Regions from separate parts of the Homo sapiens genome. Here regions 2 and 3 are each linked to region 1. Evidence: chromatin contacts called from ENCODE Hi-C or POLR2A ChIA-PET data. All regions are on one chromosome and are shown on one strand. The core of a region is the stretch at or near the end of the contact, and the rest is flanking DNA. Distances in the headings are between cores, read along the strand shown. Region 1 holds the start of TNFAIP8L1 (TNF alpha induced protein 8 like 1). Region 2 holds the start of TICAM1 (TIR domain containing adaptor molecule 1). Region 3 overlaps TICAM1 (TIR domain containing adaptor molecule 1).

Region 1 (2,598 bases), core at 74-2,573:
GTTCCACGATGTTGTCCAGGCTGGTCTCAAACTCCTGACCTCAGGTGATCCGCCCACCTCGGCCTCCCAAAGTGCTGGGATTACAGGGGTGAGCCACCGGGCCCAGCCAATGAGATATTTAACTTACTTTTGCCTCCTGAGGCCTGTGCCTCGGTCTTCCTGAATCCCGTGTGCAGGTCAGGACACACAACAGGCCCTCAACAATTTGTTGTCTGGCTTCCTGGAGGAAGAAGCAGCGAGGTTGCTATGGGCTCCCTAGGCCCTAGCTGCAACCGGGACCCAGAGTTGGGCTGCAGGGCGGAAATGGTGCTGCAGGGGACCTGGGAGCAGCTCCAGGGCCTGGTTCCCAGGACTCACAGCTGCATCCTCCCCGGGGGACCCCAGCTGGCGCTGCGCAGCCGGGAGGCTCCTGTGTGTCCTGCAGGCTCATTCCTACGGAAATCGAGGCTGGACCTGGGGATCCTCTGATGAGGTCTCCAGGAGCCCTCCACCTCACCCCAAAGATTCATCTATAGCCCCACAACCCTGGGTTAGATTCATCCCTTCTTGTGGCACAGAACTCTGTATTTTTAAAATTTTAACTTATTTTGATCTTCTTCTTTTTCTTTCTTTCTTTTTTTTTTTTTTTTTGTAGAGACAGGGTCTCCCTAGGTTGCCCAGGCTGGTTTCAAACTCCTGGGCTCAAGGGATCCTCCTGCCTTGGCCTCCCAAAGTGCTGGGATTCCAGGCGTGAGGCACCACACCTAGTTGGAATCTGCATTTTAAAATGGACTCTCAGATCTTTCTGACGCGAAGGGTTCCCCGAGGCCGTACTTTGAGAAACACGCTTCTGCCGAAATTCCTATTACCCAGGCGGGTAAACTAGCCCCAGAAGGAGGAAGGGGCCCGTGCAGAACCACGTGGTTGGTCTGTTTTGCCTTTTGGCTCTCTGGTCTCTTCCTGTTGGTGTCTCTGTGCCTCCCTCCCCAGGTTCTCTGTCTGTCTCGTACTCTTATCTCTTCCCTTTTCTGTGGCCGGCACCCCCACGACGGCCTCGCCCCCGCATCCGGGCCCCTTCGCGATTCCGGAGGAATCCCCCAGAGCCGCCTGACCCCGCCCCCAGGCTCCGCCCCTTCCCCCCACTTCCCCCCCGTCGCAGTGCCCTGCTCCCATTGGCCTTTTCGTACATTGCCCGCCCTGTCATTGGCTAATCCGGAGCGCTCGGCCCGCCCCCCAGGCCTGGCAACTCTCCGGTCCCTTCCGCGCGGGCGGGGCGAGTGGAGGGCGTGGCCTGCCGAGGGGCGAGGCGAGTGGAGGGCGGGGCCGCGCTGCCCGCCCCGCCCCGGCCCCGGCCCCGGCTCCGGCGCTGCTCCCACCGCCGCGGCAACGGCCCCGGCCCACGGAGGCGGCTGGACGGACCCCCGACGGTTGGACGTACGGACTCTGCTTCGAGAGTAGGTGAGCGAGCAGTGCCGGGGCGCCCCCCATTTCAGCGCATCTCGGGGGCCACCTGGCCGCCCTCTGTCTCTCCCGCCCCTTAATGCTTCTGCACCCCACCGCCTGTCCGTCTACATTCCTGCCTCAGTTTCCGTCTGTCTCTCTGTCACTCTCGCTGTATAGGTTAGGGGGAGACAGATTGAGTCTCAATTGCCCCCCTTGGCGTGGGGCTCTGCTCTGGGACCAGCACCCCCATCCCCCATGTGGACTCTAGTGGACTCTGCCCCCTTTAACTGTAGGGCCGCAGGTGCTCAGGCCAGATTCCAGAACCCTGAGGGCATTCCAGGCGGTGGGCAGCTGGGCCAGCCGTGCGGAGGTGGGCATGACTGTAGCTTCTAGCTAAACCAGGCATCGGTCCAGGCATCGGTGGCGGGGAGCCAGGCCTAGGCCAGCCCGGGCCCACCCAGACTGGCCCCTAATGAGCTCCCAAGTGGCCTGTGGGGACTTGGCCTCAGTTTTGCCAGCTGTGAACTGGGACCGTCGCTGCTAAGGTAATTGGCAGGTGATCTGAAGGACACCTGCCGCCTCCTGGCCTTTTCTGTGAAGTCGAACTAGGCCCATTTCCTGGGATGGGAAACTAAGGCCTAGAAAGAGGCCAATGCTTCCAATGTTTGTCCAGGGAAGTGGGGACAGAGGCAGGACAGAATCTGTTTTCTCTGCATCCTCACATTTCCCAGCACCTTCTCTATGGAGGGGGGAAGGGCTGGTGGAGGAGCAGCCCCAGGTGTAAACAGGCCGCCAGAGTTTATTTCCTGAGCCAGTCCCAGCTCAGCTGGAGGCGATGAACGCCTTGGGAGGCCCCAGGGGGGCCAGCCCAGTGGTGGCGGAGCTTGGACCAATCTAGGTTTGAGCTCTGCCACCCGCATGATATCTTGAACCAGTTTTTCAATTCTGCGGAGCCTCAGTTTCCTCATCTGTAAAACAGGAGTGGGTCGTAACTCCCCAAGTTGAGGGCTGCTGGGGGATCAGATGCAGGAATACAGGCCCTGCTCATAACCTGCCTGACTCTCGCTGTGGCTCTGCCCCAGTCACACTGGCCTCCTCCTGTTTCTCCAACACCCCAGGCGAGGTCCTCTCTCAGGGCCTTTGCATGGGCTGTGCCCTCTGCCACTACGGCAGGTC
Region 2 (2,598 bases), core at 65-2,564, 190 kb after region 1:
TTGTAGAGGTGGAGTCTCGCTATGCTGCCCAGGCTTGTCTTGAACTCCTGGGCTCAAGTGATCCTCCCACCTTGTCCTTTTTAAATGTTTTAACCACCTCTCCCACTCTCCTTCCCACACTCTCATGCAGCCTTTCATGCATCGAATATGCATTTATTGAGCACCTACTAGGTCCAGGAACTGTTCAAAGTGCCACTGCATATCAAGGCAGGCACATCTACCCTCACAGAGCTCCCAGTCTGGTTCAGGGAGACCAACAGTAAGCGAGAAAATAACCCAAGATCATTTCAGAGAATGAAAAGTAACGTGAAAGCCATGAGCCGGGGGCTGTGTGGCTCTGAGAGACTGGCTGGGAAGGGGCTACAGGGGACCACGGTGGTCAAGGGAGGCCTTTGGGGACAGGAGGTAACATTGAGCTGAGACCTAAAGGAGCTGAGGGAGGAGGCTGGGTGGAGATCAGGGAGGAAAGCTTCTGGAAGGTGAAGCCACCTGCCCAAAGGCCCTGGGGCAGGACTGCGCCTGGTGAGCTGGAGGAACAGTAAGGAAGCCCATGTGGCTGGATAACCGTTAGGAGGGGGAGAAAGGAAGAAGGTGTGTGGTGGTACAGGGTGTGAGGTTGGGATCCTGGGTGTCAGGGAAGAGTTTGGGGTGTCAGGGAGGAATTTGGGGTGTCTGGGAGGAATCTGGGGTATTCGGGAGGGATCCTGGGTGTTGGGGAAGAATCCAGGGTGTCAGAGAGGGGTCCTGGGTGTCACGGAGGAATTTGGGGTATCAGGGAGGGACCTTGGGTGTCAGGGAGAAATTCAGGGCGTTGAGAGAAATATGGGGTGTGAGGTAGGAAGCTTGGGTGTCAGGAATTTGGGGTGAGAAGGAATATGGGGTTTCAGGTAGGAATCCTGGGTGTTGGGGAGGAATCTGGGGTGTCCGGGAGGAATCTGGGGTTTGGGGGAGGGGTCAGGCTGTCGGGGAGGAAGCCAGGGTGCTGGGGAGGATCCCGACAGTGGGGGAGGATCTGGGCCACCAGCGCGGGGAGCTGGAGGTTGAGGGGAACGTCAACCTCCCAACGCGCGGCGCCAGGCCCCCTCCTCCGCACCGGGGCCCTAAGAGGGAGGCCAGGTGGCCTGGAGCCCTGGCGAGCGGCACGGGCTCAGGGCCACCCCCCACACCCCCGACACCTTCTCCACCTCAGGCCCGTCCTCGCCCCTTCCCCACCTACCAGGGATCCGGGGCTGCCGGCTGCGCCACTGGGTCCTGGGGTCCTGGGGGCTGGGGCTTCTGCGGAGTTGCCCGCGGACCGTAGCGCGCTGAGGGCGCTGGCTCCACCCCGCGGCCCGCGCCCTGGGAAGGAAGCGCGCCGCCCCTTCCGCGTCCCGGGTGGGTGTGGGACGTGAGGTCACGGTTTCGGAGTCCTGCCCCGCAGCACCGGGAAAGTCCCCGGGTCGCCCCGCACCCATGCGCTCTCTTCCCAACCCTTGCGGTCACGTTCAGCAAGTGTGAGCACCTACTGTCTGCAGGGGGCCAGAAGAACTCGCATCTGCTCTCGGGGAGCCCACAGTCATCTGGGCGGGGGTCCCAGATGAGAAAGTAATCACAATTGTAAAGTGGGATCATCTCCGTTAGTGATAGGTGCTTTCCAGGAAATAAATGTAGCAGCTGTTTTTATTTTATTTCTCTTATTTTATTTGTTTGTTTGTTTATTTATTTTTTTATTTATTTTCCGAGACGGAGTTTCGCTCTTGTTGCCCAGGCTGGAGTGCAATGGCGCAATCTCAGCTCACTGCAACCTCCGCCTCCCGGGTCCAAGCAATTCTACTGCCTCAGCTTCCTGAGTAACTGGGATTACAGGCATGTGCCACCACACCTGGCTAATTTTGTATTTTTAGTAGAGATGGAGTTTCTCCACCTTGGTCAGCGTGGTCTCGAACTCCCAACTTCAGGTGATCCACCTGCCTTGGCCTCCCAAAGTGCTGGGATTACAGGTGTGAGCCACCGTGTCCGGCCTCCCTTTTTTTTTTTTTTTTTTTTAGTTGGAGTCTTACTCTGTGGCCTAGGCTGGAGTGCGGTAGTGCGACCTCGGCTCACTGCAACCTCCACCTCATGGGTTCAAGCGATTCTCCTGCCTCAGCCTCCTGAGTAGCTGGGATTACAGGCACGTGCCACCACACCTGGCTAATTTTTGTATTTTTAGTTGAGATGGGGTTTCACCATGTTGGCCAGGCTGGTCTCGAACTCTTGACCTCAGGTGATCTGCCCGCCTCGGCCTCCCAAAGTGCTGGGATTACAGGCGTGAGCCGCTGCGCCCGGCCTAATTTTATGATTATAATAATTATTATTATTTGAAACGGGGTCTCCCTATATTACCCAGGCTGCTTTCAAACTTCCAGGCTCAAGCAATCCTCCCGCCTCGGCCTCTCAAAGTGCTAGGATTACAGGTGTGAGCCACCGCACCTGGCCTATATTATTTTTATCACCACATTAAATAAGATCTAATAATCACAGTGATTTTGCCGTGGTGACAAGTGTCAGATGTGTTTCTGGTTGCAATGCAATCTGAAAGTATCTGTGGTTTTTATTAGGGACAAACGGACAAAGTCCCAG
Region 3 (2,598 bases), core at 39-2,538, 180 kb after region 1:
CAGCCTCACAAGTAGCTGAGACTACAGGTGTGTGCCCCATGCCCAGCTGGTTTTTCTATTTTTAGTAGAGACAGGGTTTCATCATGTTGGCCAGGCTGGTCTCGAACTCCTGACCTCAAGTGATCCGCCTGCCTTGGCCTCCAAAAGTGCTGGGATAACAGATGTGAGCCACCATGCCTGGCCTATTTATTTATTTATTTTTTAAAAAGAGTTGGATGTCTTATTCAGTTGATAAATAAATAAATACATACATAAATAAGAAAGATGCGGCTGGGTGTGGTGGCTTACGCCTGTAATCCCAGCACTTTAGGAGCCCAAGGCAGGTGGATCACCTGAGGTCAGGAGTTTCAGACCAGCGTGGCCAACATGGCGAAACCCCATCTCTACTAAAAATACAAAAATTAGCCGGGTGTGGTGGCGAGCTCCTGTAATCCCAGCTACTCGGGAGGCTGAGGCAGGAGAATAGCTTGAACCCGAGAGGTGGAGGTTACAGTGAGCTGAGCTCTCTTCACTGCACTCCATCCTGGGTGAGAGAGCCAGACTCCATCTCAGGAAAAAAAAAAAATAGAGATGGGGTTTCATTATGTTGCCCAAGCTGGTCTTGAATTCCTGGCCTCAAGCAACCCTCCCACTTCAACCTCCCAAAGTTCTGGGATTAATTACAGATGTGAGCCACCACAGCACCCAGTCTTGTTTATGTATTTAGACACTCCAGAATCAATACATGTTAAGTGTCCAACAAACCTTGGCTCCATTCTTATTCTTAGAAGGTCTGTCACCCTGAAAAATATTAATCCCTTCCATGTGGGTCCCCATACTTAATGAGTGCTGCACCTGCTACCCAGGTATGGTGTACCTGATATGTGGTTCTGCATATGATCCGCTGAGGCCTTGAAACAACAGCCTCCACAGACCCATTTCTCAGATGAAAAAGCAGAGGCTCCGACAGGGGAGGCACTTGCCAAATGTCACACAGTGGCATCGGAGTCCAACCTTGGTGGGGGCATCAAAGGCAGACCCCAAAGAAAAAGGAAGGGCTGCAGCAAAAACTGCTAAATGTCCCCCAATGGCATTCATTCAAATTCATGCATTTATTCACTCATCCATTCATTCACTCACTCATTCATTCATTCACTCATCCTTTCACTCACTCATCCATTCACTCATTCATTCACTCACTCGTTCATTCATTCACTCATTCATTCACTCACTCGTTCATTCATTCACTCATTCATTCACTCGTTCATTCTTTCACTCATTCATTCACTGACTCGTTCATTTATTCACTCACTCATTCACTCATTCATTCATTCACTCACTCGCTCACTCATTCATTCATTCATTCATTCATTCATTCATAGCTCACTGCAGCCTTCGGCTCCTGGGCTCAAGCAATCCTCCCACCTCAGCCTCCTGAGTACCTGAGACTACAGGCGTGCACCACCACGCCCAGCTAACTTTTGTATTTTTGAAGAGACGCGGTCTCACCATGCTGCCCAGGCTGCACCCTCCCCGCCCTCAACAATATCTTTTCCCTCCACCTTTCCTGGTATTAGAACCCCGACTCGGGAGGCACACGGCCGTTCAGAAAGGACTACATTTCCCAGGGTTCCTTGCGGCAGGAGCAGGGCCATGTGATTATATTCTGGCCAATGGGATGAGGGCAAAGGCCGGTCTATGCCCTCCAAGAAGAGGCGTGCACTTCCCGCTTCCTGTTCCCTTTTGCGGGAGCGGGAGCCACGTGTTTTATAACAAATAGCCAGGCAGAAGGTGTCCCAGAAGACAATGGCGCTGCGGAAGCATTCAATAAATATTTATTATAATTAAAAGACCGTAGCAATACCCCCACCACCAAGACCCTTCACCCAGAAATAGAGAGATTGGAATTGTAAACACCGTATCCAGTTCTGACCACCCTGAAAGCCAGGGCATCATCGCGCCCGTTTTGTCCTAAATGAAGGGCTCCCGGACAATGTCCTGAAAGTGGCAGATGACCTCATCTTCCACTGTCCACAGGGCACAGGGCAGACCGGGGTGCTCTATGGGGTCCTGGCCGATGCCTGGGTCCAGGGGTGTTCCCCAGGTGGTCAGGCAAGGACACGCGGTCATTCTGCCTCCTGCGTCTTGTCCTCGGGCGCCTGGGACCCTCTCTGGTTCCACATGTGGTTGTTCAGCCCCAGCTGTACCATCTGTGCGTGGTGGATAATGAGGGGTTGCAGCCCTGGGCTCTGAGGGGGTGCGGGTGAGGCCGTAGGGAAGGCTGGGGACTGCGGGAAGGGCAGTGACTGTGGAAAGGCTGCTGGCTGTGGGGAGGGCGGTGGGGGGGTGCCAGCCTGCCATGCGTGCAGGGGTGGCGGCTGCGGGCACCCCGGCCAAGTGGGAAAGGGTGGCGGGGCTCCCAGGGGCACCTGGCCCCCAAAGGGCATTCGAGCCCCATAGGGCGCCCCAGTCCCAAATGACATGTGGCTCCCAAAAGCCACCTGGAGCTGCTCCATCTGTGCCTGGTAGGACAAGTAGCTCTGGAGGTAGGCTGAGTAGGCTGCGTTCAGTGCCGCCGCCTGCATCCGCTCACCGTCCAGGTGTTGGCTCTGTTCCCGC

The links. A loop is a pair of places that touch in the nucleus more often than their neighbours do. ChIA-PET counts read pairs that join two places held with the same protein, here RNA polymerase II (POLR2A). Pooled maps may share reads with other maps.
Region 2: a loop to region 1 is called in a pooled map, with 10 times the contacts of the local background. The contact joins the promoter of TICAM1 here to the promoter of TNFAIP8L1 in region 1. A Hi-C loop is called at or near these places in 7 of 50 pooled maps. POLR2A ChIA-PET finds 5 or more read pairs at or near these places in 4 of 52 experiments (CD4-positive, alpha-beta T cell, GM12878, IMR-90 and 1 more).
Region 3: a loop to region 1 is called in a pooled map, with 5 times the contacts of the local background. The contact joins the enhancer-like site here to the promoter of TNFAIP8L1 in region 1. A Hi-C loop is called at or near these places in 1 of 168 maps with a recorded cell type or tissue (PC-9) and 6 of 50 pooled maps. POLR2A ChIA-PET finds 5 or more read pairs at or near these places in 2 of 52 experiments (CD4-positive, alpha-beta T cell and IMR-90).

What each region holds. Positions count from the first base shown.
Region 1 is chr19:4,638,193-4,640,790 of GRCh38, forward strand. It overlaps TNFAIP8L1 (TNF alpha induced protein 8 like 1), which reads left to right and starts at 1,324. Exons shown (of 2, transcript NM_152362.3): 1 at 1,324-1,437. RefSeq lists silencers at 845-924, 985-1,424 and an enhancer at 1,325-2,324.
Region 2 is chr19:4,830,398-4,832,995 of GRCh38, forward strand. It overlaps TICAM1 (TIR domain containing adaptor molecule 1), which reads right to left and starts at 1,315. Exons shown (of 2, transcript NM_182919.4): 1 at 1,217-1,315. RefSeq lists silencers at 1,032-1,151, 1,162-1,451.
Region 3 is chr19:4,814,134-4,816,731 of GRCh38, forward strand. It overlaps TICAM1 (TIR domain containing adaptor molecule 1), which reads right to left. Exons shown (of 2, transcript NM_182919.4): 2 at 1,799-2,598. The coding sequence ends at 2,106. Among named protein-coding and RNA genes, the nearest start is that of TICAM1, 16 kb to the right of the region's middle. RefSeq lists an enhancer at 1,720-1,849. Within about 2 kb of position 1,289, at least 13 of the 41 ENCODE cell types and tissues checked have a DNase peak (open chromatin) inside an H3K27ac peak, as active enhancers do.